Linked DNA regions of Homo sapiens: region 1 is linked to region 2. Evidence: read pairs that join two places in POLR2A ChIA-PET (ENCODE). Cell type or tissue: PC-9. All regions are shown on one strand.

The links. ChIA-PET counts read pairs that join two places held together with the same protein. Peaks named below come from ENCODE experiments on the same cell type or tissue, not always from the same donor. Only the 100,000 strongest peaks of a DNase experiment are listed, where the experiment ranks them.
Region 1: POLR2A ChIA-PET joins it to region 2 with 5 read pairs; 2 of 35 experiments call an interaction of 5 or more read pairs at or near these places.

Annotation. Positions count from the first base shown.
Region 1 is chr10:69,064,433-69,069,432 of GRCh38, reverse strand. No RefSeq gene overlaps it. Among named protein-coding and RNA genes, the nearest start is that of SRGN, 21 kb to the left of the region's middle. RefSeq lists enhancers at 1-412, 1,639-1,808, 3,161-3,360, 3,861-4,000 and a cis regulatory region at 1,723. In PC-9, no CTCF peak of the experiment used is centred here; no DNase peak of the experiment used is centred here; H3K27ac peaks cover 513 bases.
Region 2 is chr10:69,456,441-69,461,440 of GRCh38, reverse strand. All of the region lies in intron 1 of TSPAN15 (tetraspanin 15), which reads right to left. Among named protein-coding and RNA genes, the nearest start is that of TSPAN15, 7.5 kb to the right of the region's middle. In PC-9, no CTCF peak of the experiment used is centred here; DNase peaks (open chromatin) are centred at 2,130, 2,500, 2,850 and 4,370; H3K4me3 peaks cover 1,788 bases; H3K27ac peaks cover 4,828 bases.

The sequences.
Region 1 (5,000 bases), 390 kb after region 2:
GGCTGACATCTGACGTCTGCCAGCTGAATGCCTCGGAGAGCCTGTTTAACCTCCCTGTACTCCAGTTTCCACATCTGTTAAAAGGGGGTTCCACAAGCATGTAATGAGGATCAAGTGAGTTGAAACAGGAATCCTTTGTAGTGCCTTGGCCCGCAGCACTCAATGGTACTAGCTGTTAATCAGCATAACTATGTTTAGCCGCATGACACTGGGCAAGTGGCTTATCTCTGAGCCTCCATTTTTGTTCCTATAAAGTAGGGATATTTCTACCTCACATGGTTGTTGGGAAAATTGAAAGAGAATATCACGTGGGTCGTGCGTGGTGGCTCATCCCAGCACTTTGAAAGGCCGAGGTGGGTGGATCACCTGAGGTCAAGAGTTCGAGGCCAGCCTGGTCAACGTGGCGAAATCCCATCTCTACTAAAAATACAAAAATTAGCTGGGCATGGTGGCACACGCCTGTAGTCTCAGCTACGTGGGAGGCTGAGACTGGAGAATCGCTTGAACCTGGGTAGCGGAGGTTGCAGTGAGCCAAGATTGTGCCACTGCACTGCAACCTGGGTGACAATGAGACTCTGTCTCAAAAAAAAAAAAGGAAGGAAAAAGAAAGAGAATATCACATGTAGAGGGCTTCGTGCACTGCTTGGGAAACAATGGGTAAGAAGCCAACGGTTGTCTGTATTGCATTCCATTCTCTCAGGGTCTTGCAAGTTGAGCAACCAACTAGCGGTGTGTATGAATTAATATCAGTAGTCCAGGCAGACTCACTAGGAAAGACAGAATTTGGTCTGAGCCTCCCTGGCTAGGGACACATCATGAATAGCTCCCAGACACAATTCCTTCCAACCTGACTTGGTGGTTCATTTTCCCCAGAGTGGAGTCACCTTGCAGCCCTTTTTCCCTTAAAGAAATGGCTCAGAAAGGCCCCCTTTCCAGATCTGTACCTGAGCAGGGATCTTCAAAACCCTGCTCTCAAAGACTGACAGGGATTTCAGACACAGAAGTGGTTGGTGAGGGAATATTTGGAGCAAGACCTTTACCAGTTAGCAAATATCAAACCATGCCAAAAACATCCCACTTGCTCCTCCCCGCCAAGCCAAGTCCACCCATGTCCTGACAAAGGTGCTGGTGAGGCTGGCCTAGTTGTGGACCCAGGCACCAAGACCCCAGGAAGGGAGAGCTGGCAGCAAACACCTTGCTGCTCAGCTCCACAGATGCCTGCATTGGAAGCAAGAGGGAGGCCATCCTGTGGTGACCGATTCTGGGTCCTGAGCCACAAGGAGACATGAGTTAGGCAGCCGCTCCTCCCTGAGAGCAAGGCTTCATCACCTTCCTTGGACTCTGGACTCAGAATGAGGTCCCACATCTAACAAGGGGTATTTCCTCCTCTTTTGTGATTTTATTTACATGCGGAAAAGCTTAGGAGTTCAAATAAACAGATAAGTAATTTGATAATACATTTACTAAATCACATTAATTGAAGAGAACCAACTTATATGCAATCAAGATGAGAGTTGACAAGACTTATTTTCCTTTGGATGGTGGTTTTCAGGTCAGATACAATTTCTTTTCCCAAGTCTTCTCTTCCAATCAAAATGCCTCTGGAGGCCTGGCAAGGTGGCTCATGCCTATAATCCCAGTACTTTAGGAGACCAAGCTGGGAAGATTGCTTAAGCCCAGGAGTTCAAGATCAGCCTGGGCAACATGGAGAGACCCCGTCACTACAAAAATCTTTAAAAATTAGCTGGGTATGGTGGTGCACACCTGTAGTCCCAGCTTCTTGGGAGGATGAGGTGGAAGGATCGCTTGAGCCCAGGAGGTTGAGACTGCAGTGAGTCATGTTCACACCACTGCACTCCAGCCTGAGCAACGAGAGAAAACTTGTCCCCTAAGCACCTCTCAAGTACAGTAATAATCGTTTGTTGTGTCCCCTCACCGAAAAGAATGCCCCTGGGTACCTCCAAAAAGATGTCACCCTTTGGCATAATCTGCACACTGAACCACTAATTCAATGAGTATTTACTGAGCACCTATTATGTGCTAGGTGTGGTCCTACTAGGTGTGAGGCCATGGGGAGATGCATGAAAAAAGTGGACCCATTCCTCAAGTAGTTTCATCTAGCCAGGACACCAAAGGACTTCTGCCATGCAAGCCCTGGCTGTGTCCATCATGAAGTATAGCCACAAAGGTTTGGTTTTTATATTGCAATAATGGTGTAACATTTAGAATTTAAGAAAAACCTTTAACGGTCGCTGCCCGTAATCTCACTAACACAATCATTTCCATTTGCCTTTGCCTTCCAGGTTTTCTTCTTTTCTTTTTTTTTTTTTTTTTTTTTTTTTTTTTTTTGAGACAGAGTTTTGATCTTGTCACTCAGTCTGGAGTGCAATGGCGCGCAGTCTCAGCTTACTGCAACCTCTGCCTCCCGGGAGGTTCAAGTGATTCTCCTGCCTCAGCCTCCTGAGTAGCTGGGATTACAGGCACGTGCCACCATGCCCGGCTAATTTTTATACTTTTTTAATAAAGACAGGGTTTCACCGTGTTGGCCAGGCTGGTCTCGAACTCCTGACCTCAGGTGATTTGTCTGCCTCGGCCTCCCAAAGTGCTGGCATTACAGGCATGAGCCACTGAGCCCGGCCAGTTTTGTTTGTTTGTTTTGGATTTTTAGAGATAGGGTCTCACTCTGTCACCCAGGCTGGAGTGCAGTGGCTCAATCATAGCTCACTGTAACCTCCAACTCCTGAGCTCAAGCAATCCTCCTGTCTCAGCCTCCCAAAGCACTAAGATTACAGGTGTGAGCCACCATGCCTGGCCCAGTTTTTAACTACATCATGTTTTAGAGTAGTAGCAATCACAACATGCTTACCAGATTGTATTTTTCTACCATTTATATTTTTGTATCTTCCTGCCTAATCTTCCTTATTAGCTTTTTTGGAAGAGCTACATGCTTTTCTCTCCTGGCTCCTGCCATTCTGGTTCATGTGCTAAAATGACAAAACCATTCCCCATGACAGGACTGGCGTGATTTGGGTTGTTTGTTTGGTGGGTTGGTTGGTGTTGTGGAAAACTGCAGTGTTTGTGGAACAAGCCATGTATGTGGAGAACACAGTCTGTCCAGGTCCTGTGCTGAGGTCACTGGAGGCCCAGCGAGTCACCAGGCAGCCATGGTCCTCACAGAGCTTAAGGTCCTTGGGCCTTAAAGACACAAGAAACCAGCAAACCATTTTTGTTAAATGTGAAGACACCTTGGAAGACATACAAAATGAGTCACACTAAAAGCCCCAGCAAAACAGACTCCAGTCTGAGGGAGCCAGAAGAGTCAGACATTTTCAAAGTGACTGAAGAAAAGTGTTTGAGGAAGTCCCCACTCCCAAGCTTTAGTCACCAGCAGAGCTGAAACTACCTCCACACAGGGTTGTATTTCCAAACGGTAGCTCTTCTGATCTCATTGGTGATGGAGGGAAAACCCCCTTTATTTCAGAATGAACCCTCTAACCCTACTGACCAGCCAGGAAATCCCGAACCCGCCTCCTGCCCGCTGGGATTGCAAGTTCAGCCTGTGTCCCTGGGGGAATTACTGCGTGGGTTGGCTTCCCTCTGAAACTTTCTCCTCTCCACTTGCCACTCCACACAGAGGATGAGAAAGAAACCCCAGAAAGAGACCCACAGCTTGGGTTTCCACATTTAGCAACTTTTCCACTGTTTCCCTAGAAACAAAAACAAGAGCACACATTCATTTACTCCACCCCACCAAGACTGTCTCCTACATAAATGCAGCTCTCTGGTCCCTTACCCCAACCCCAGCTGCCAGAAGCTGAAGTGGAAGAAAAACCAAAGGTGCCCAGCTGGAAACCCGGGCAGCCTAGAGCAAGCTTATGCATGTCTGTGGGTTCTCCCTCTTCCTCTATACTCCAAGGCCCCAGAGGGCCAGCTGTACACCCATGGTGTGGGGAGGGAGGGATGGTTCTTGGTCAGGTTCGCTCTTCTGGAAGCTTCCACACAGCAGAGCCCTGTATTATTTTCCCCTCCAAAGTGTACGTCCAGTGCTTTGCAAACCTTGGTTGATTTGGCAGAGCATTTATCACATAGAATCACACTGTACTCCGAAGAGCAGTTTGCTTGACCCTATAAAGCCTTGAGCTCTGAGGGCAGGATACAGAACCCACAATGACAGCTTGGAGAGTACCCTGGAATGAGCGAATAGGGATCCCTCTCCAGAAGCTTCATTTCTTCCCAGTCTTTTGTTAGATAGGAGGTCTGGGACAAGTCACCTCCAGATCGTCAGGTCTTGGTGGTGGTGGCACAGCAAGACCCTCCCCACCAGTAGAGGACCTCACACTGAGTACACGGGGCTCCTTAGTCTGAATTTTCCTGGCTTTAAAACATTTCGGAAGAAGAAATCTACCACTAGAGTCAGCTCAAGGAAAGGGGAGCCTCAATGGTACTCAGTAGGTGCTCAATAAATGCATGTATTCTTGTTCAACAAACCCTTAGGGATGGGGAGGGCATCACAGAGAACCCCAGATCATAGCCAGAAAGAGCTTTACAGAGCAGGAGCCCAGAAACTCTAGCTCTTGGTTCTCAAACGTGGCTGAATATTGGGGAATTGAGGCTTTAAGAAATCCTGATGTTAGAGGAATGAGTGTTGGGATTGATGTGTGACAAAGCATAGTCACATGTCCAAGATAGAATCTAGGTGGTAGATACACAGCTGCTCACTGTAGGATTCTTTCCATTTTGCTGTGTGTTTAAACATTTTATTTTATTTTTGTTTATTTATTTATTTCTGAGACAGGATCTCACTCTGTCACCTAGGATGGAGTGCAGTGGCGCAATGTCGGCTCACTGCAACCTCTACCTCCCAGGTTCAAGCGATTCTCCTGCCTCAGCCTCCCGAGTAGCTGGGATTACAGGCACGTTCCACCACACCTGGCTAATTTTTGTATTTTTAGTACAGATGGGGTTTCAACTTGTTGCCCAGGCTGGTCTCGAAATCCCGA
Region 2 (5,000 bases):
GTGGGAGGGCTCTGAAGAGGGAAAAACAAGCCCATCTGGGCCAAGGCTGTTTTCCTTCCACCCTCCAGTGAAATACTTGCTTCCCTGCAGGCCCAGATGCAAATGTCTTGGCGAGAAAGTCCCTTTTGGAAAAAATTAAAACCCAACAGTAACCTTTCCCACAGTGAAACAGTTCTTGTCCCAGGAACACATGCAAATGATGGTTCTCACACAAGTTACTTCCCCGCTCAGGGCCTTAGTCTCCTCCTCTATAAAATGGGACAAGGCACATGGGGTCATTCTGAGAATGCAAAGAGATGAAGCAAACTGTGGTGAGACACGTGGCAGACGGCGTCTCCTCCCAGCATCTGCATGAACGGTTACCCAGCCAGATGCCCACTCAGCGCTCTGTGGGCACTGCCTCATCTAAGCCTCACCCCTGTGGGCAGCACAACAGTTATCCCCTCCCAGCAGACAAGAAAACCAAGGCACAGAGAGTTGTCCATGACTTGTCACATGGACCTTCTCCTCACCCGCCAACCAAGAAGTGCTCATCCTCCTCAGCTCTGCTTGGCCTCCAGACCTGGTCTTCCCAGAGGACATTTCTGACCTCAACACTCAGGCCCAAAAAACATTCTGTAGCCCGCCCTCCCTCTCCTAAGACTCATCTCCACTCCTCTCTGCGAGGCCTCCCTGCCCAGTGAAGCCCTCAGAGTCCTCCCAAAGACTCCTCTGTAAAACAGGACAAGACCCCCTGTCCAGCCCAGCTCAAGGGTCACTCTGAGAATCCAAAGAGATGAAGCAAAATGTGGTGGTCAGGCCACCACAGTCAGGCAGCCTAGCTCAGACTGGCCCTTGATGGAACCAGCTCCTCCAGCCAGCTGGTCTGACCCCTTGGGCGTGCATGTGGTCTTTTCCAGGGACTGGGCCCTTCCCACCCCTTAGTTCCTGGGCTAACATGGCACATCGCCAGAGGCAGAGATGGCTGCCAGCTCCTTCACAGGCCAACCCTCTAGCTGGGGAAGGTGACATCGTAAGTCTACAGTGTCTCTACGGTGTCTCTTCCTCACCTCCACCAGCCCAGGGGCCTAGCTTGGAGCTGAACAACTCATGCTGACCGAGGGCTGGGACCCCTCAGAGCCTAGCAGGACACTTCTCAGACGGCCTGCCTGGCCCCGCGTGCCTGTTGTGGCCTAGTGCTTCTGACAGTGTGCCATGGTAGCCCAGAAACTAAGGGGTGGGAGGGGCCCAGCCTCTGGAAAAGACCACATGCACACCCTAGGGGTCAGACCAGCTGGCTGGAGGAGTTGGTTCCATAGCCATCTGTTCTAGGCAGGCTGAGTACCCCCAGGGGCAAAGGAGCCTCCTCTGACAAGACGGATTCCAGAGGTTCTCATCTCATCTCATCTCATCTCATCTCATCTCATCTCATCTCATCTCATCTCCCCAACTACCCCTGAGCAATGCAAGGCTCCCAGGTGACTCTCCCTCCCTCCGTGGGCAGGGAGCCCTAGAGTCTCCCTCCATTCGTGGGGGGGGGGTGCCTAGAGTCTCCCTCCCTCCGTGGGTGGGGGACCCTAGAGTAGGCCCCGTGCTTTGGCACCTCTCATCTCACAGGATCCTCCCCACTGCCCTCTGGGGTACCCACAGAGGAGGCATCTCGGAGGCTCAGAGAGCTGGTCCTTTACCCAGTGTCACACAGAATAGCCAACACCTGATCTAGGTCTCTGGATGGCAAGACCACAGGGCCTGACAATGAAACCCTGCTTCTCAGTCACTCGAACCCCAAACTCTTCACACAGCCAGGCCCCTGCCACCCTCTCCACCCACAGCGCAGCCCTTCCCGGGCTTCCTCATCTGCTGTAGCCATGCTTGCGACCTGCCTCAGGGACTTTGAACTCATGGCTCTCTCTGCCTGGGATGCTCTGGACAAGTCTTTATGGCTGGCTCCTTCTCTATTTGAGCTTCAGCTGAAATGTCAGCTCCTCATAAAGGCTTTCCCTGACCACATCATCGAAAGTGGAAACGCCCATCCCTCCCCACTTGCTCCCTAATTTTCTCCTTAGCACCTATCACAAGTGATATTTATTTACTGCTCTGTCTTCCAAGGCCTGGACTAAACCTGTCTTGTTCATAGTTGCTTCCCACACCTATCACGGTATCACAGTGCCTGGCATTCAGTAGGCATCAAATAACTATTTGTTGACTTAATGAACAAACCAACCAACCAGAGAGCACGGCTGGTTAAGACTGAATGCTCCTGCCTTCCAACAAGAAGTCAATTCAAACCCATTCACATCTAAAAGTTCTCTCTGGGAAAGGTTGTTTTGTTGTTGTTTTTTTTTTTTTTTTTTTTGTCTGTTTTGTTTTCCCCCCATCAACCTCTTCTGACCAGACTTACCCAGAAAACATCTTTCCCCTGTGTGGAGCCAGTTGGTACAGAAATTTCATTATCAGTCCCTTATCAGGTTGACCGTGAGCCCCACCCCAGGGTGGCACTGTGAGTCACCTGGGAAGAAAGGCCTCCGGGCAGGAGGGCAGGTGGTTATTCCTGCTTCTCCAGGAACCAACCCAAAGGCAGCAAGGTCCAGTCCTACGACATAAAGCAATTCCTCTATTAAAGCGGGGAACGAGACCATGTACAAAGTCTAGGTTAAGAGCGAAGGACACTTCTCAGGGCCTTAGTTTGCTCATCTATAAAATGAAGGTGTTGGAAGGTTCTCCAAACCCCTGGCAGGGCTGCAGCCCTGATTCTCTGGATTTTAAAGGCTCTGTGGCCAGACTGGGGGAGGGGAGGACCTCTCTGTGCCCGAGGCCTGAGCCCAGTCTGATGCTATGAGATCATCTCTGACAGCCCGTTAGGCACGGCTGGCCACTTCTCCAATATGAAGGCTGCCCCACTTTCAGCTTCACTATTTGAGTTTCACTATTTGGAATGCTTACCTAGAGCCAGAAAATGAACTTTGCTCGACAAATCAAACACAATAAGAAAGATAATTAAAGAAATAAAATGTCTACATATATGTACAAGATGTCCAGATGGATGTTTACCAACATATAACAGTGGCTGAATCCCAGTGGTAGAATCAAAGGGGACTTTTGCTGTTTTCGTTGTACTTTCCCAAATGGCTTGAATCTTTTAAGCTATGCGCATGTATGATTTTCACAAAAATAATAAAGCTCTTCTCGAAAGTAAAAATCTCCTGGAAACTGTCTCCAGAGAAGTGCTTTCTTTTTGGCCTGGCTTCACCTAGTGCTTCACTGGGAGGCCAGGGACGTGGCCTCTTTCAGAAAGGTTATCTTCTACCCTCACCCTGAGACCAGGGAGAAACATACATGGCGCCTGGAAAGGTCATGGGGGCCCGAGGAAGAAACTGGAGTCAGGCAGCCTGGATCTGGTCTTGGCCTGTCACTGACTTGCTGTGGGCTTTCAGGCAACTCACTTCTCTTCAGGCCTCTGATTTCTTATCGGTAAATTTAAAAGGCTGCACTAGAGGTGTCTTTAACAGCCCTTCTCATTCTTAGTCTATGGCTCTTGAGCAGCAAGGCTAGAGAGGAAGGCAGGAAAAGAACGACTAATCCATGACTAGTTGATGGAGTGTTCATCATGTGCCAGGCACCACTCTAAGCTCTTCAGATGTATTAATCCATCTAATCTGCTTAGCAACTCTTCAGGTAGGTTAGGTGCATGGAAGTTATGTCTAGGCCACTTAACCTTTAAGTGTCAGAGCTGGGATTTGAACCCAGGCAACCTGGTACACAGCCCACACTCTTAACCATTAAACTATAAGAAATGTAAGAAATCACAGGCCAAGCTCTAATAAGCAGGTTCATCCTTGGAGAAAGCCCAGAAAGAGTTCCTATTGCCTCTGGCATTTGCTGCCTCCACCACCTACCCACCCTCAGCTCCTCCCTACTTGCCCCCAACTCCCACCAAGTCCTTTTCTTCCTGATTAGTCAACACTCCCCAGCCATGACACCTTTACCCACTTGAAAGTCCTACCCTGTTATCAAGGAAACAGGCTTGGTGCTCTGTGGAGAGTCCGTAGCACCATGATCAGCCCTGCCCACTTTGCAAAGTCAAGGCCTCAGCAGACCTGACCACTGCGGGTTACACCCCCAGCCAGGCCTCTGCCCCAAGCTGGATCCTCGCCTTGTAGGTACAAGTGGGACTCAATCACCATCATGCAACATGCCTCCCCTGAGCACCTACTGTGTGCACAGGCCCCAGGGGCAGCATTCAGAGGAGGATATGGATGAACTACAATCCTGACCTCTGGGAGCCCACAGTCCAGCAAGGAAAAGCAGTCCTGTAAACGGATCTCTAAGATACCCCGTGGGCAGTGCTAAAATTAGAGGTGTGTCCCCAATGGGCTGAGGGCGCATGTGTCAGAATGATTCACCCTGTGTGGTGGGAAAAGGAGGCTCTAAGTGCCTCAGCGTGAGCTCATTTCTCCCGCAGACATCCCCATGACTTACTGGAAGGGCCAAGGAGCACCTACCTGAGGATGCAGGGACCTGGGGTACATGCCAGCTCTGACAAGTGAGCCTCAAACACACCCTTTTGCAGCCCCAAAGTTCCCTGCCGAAAACAAGAGGGCCCTGAGTGTGGGACAGATAACCATAAGTGGTTTAGGGGTATACCTATCATAGGGACTTACAGACTGAGCTTTCCTCGTTCAATGCCCTTTCGACCCCTCCGATTGCATCAAGGAGCGGGTCTCAGTTTGGGTGCTAGTTTGTCTTTCAGCCCCTCAAGCACTTGCCAACCTACCTTTTGAACAGAGAGGGTAGGCGTCAGGGTCACAGCCTTCAGCACCCATGACATCCAGCTAGGATTTAGTATCATTGTTTTGTTTTCCCTGTACTGTACTTATTTTAAACCTTTACCTGCTATTTATGATGGGCGTCTTGGTTTCCCATTCATAATACTGATATAAAGCCTCCTTTTAAAAATAAATTTAAAGGCGTGCATATTCAGGGCAACTTGAACCTATGTGCCTGGAAAATAAAAAATATAT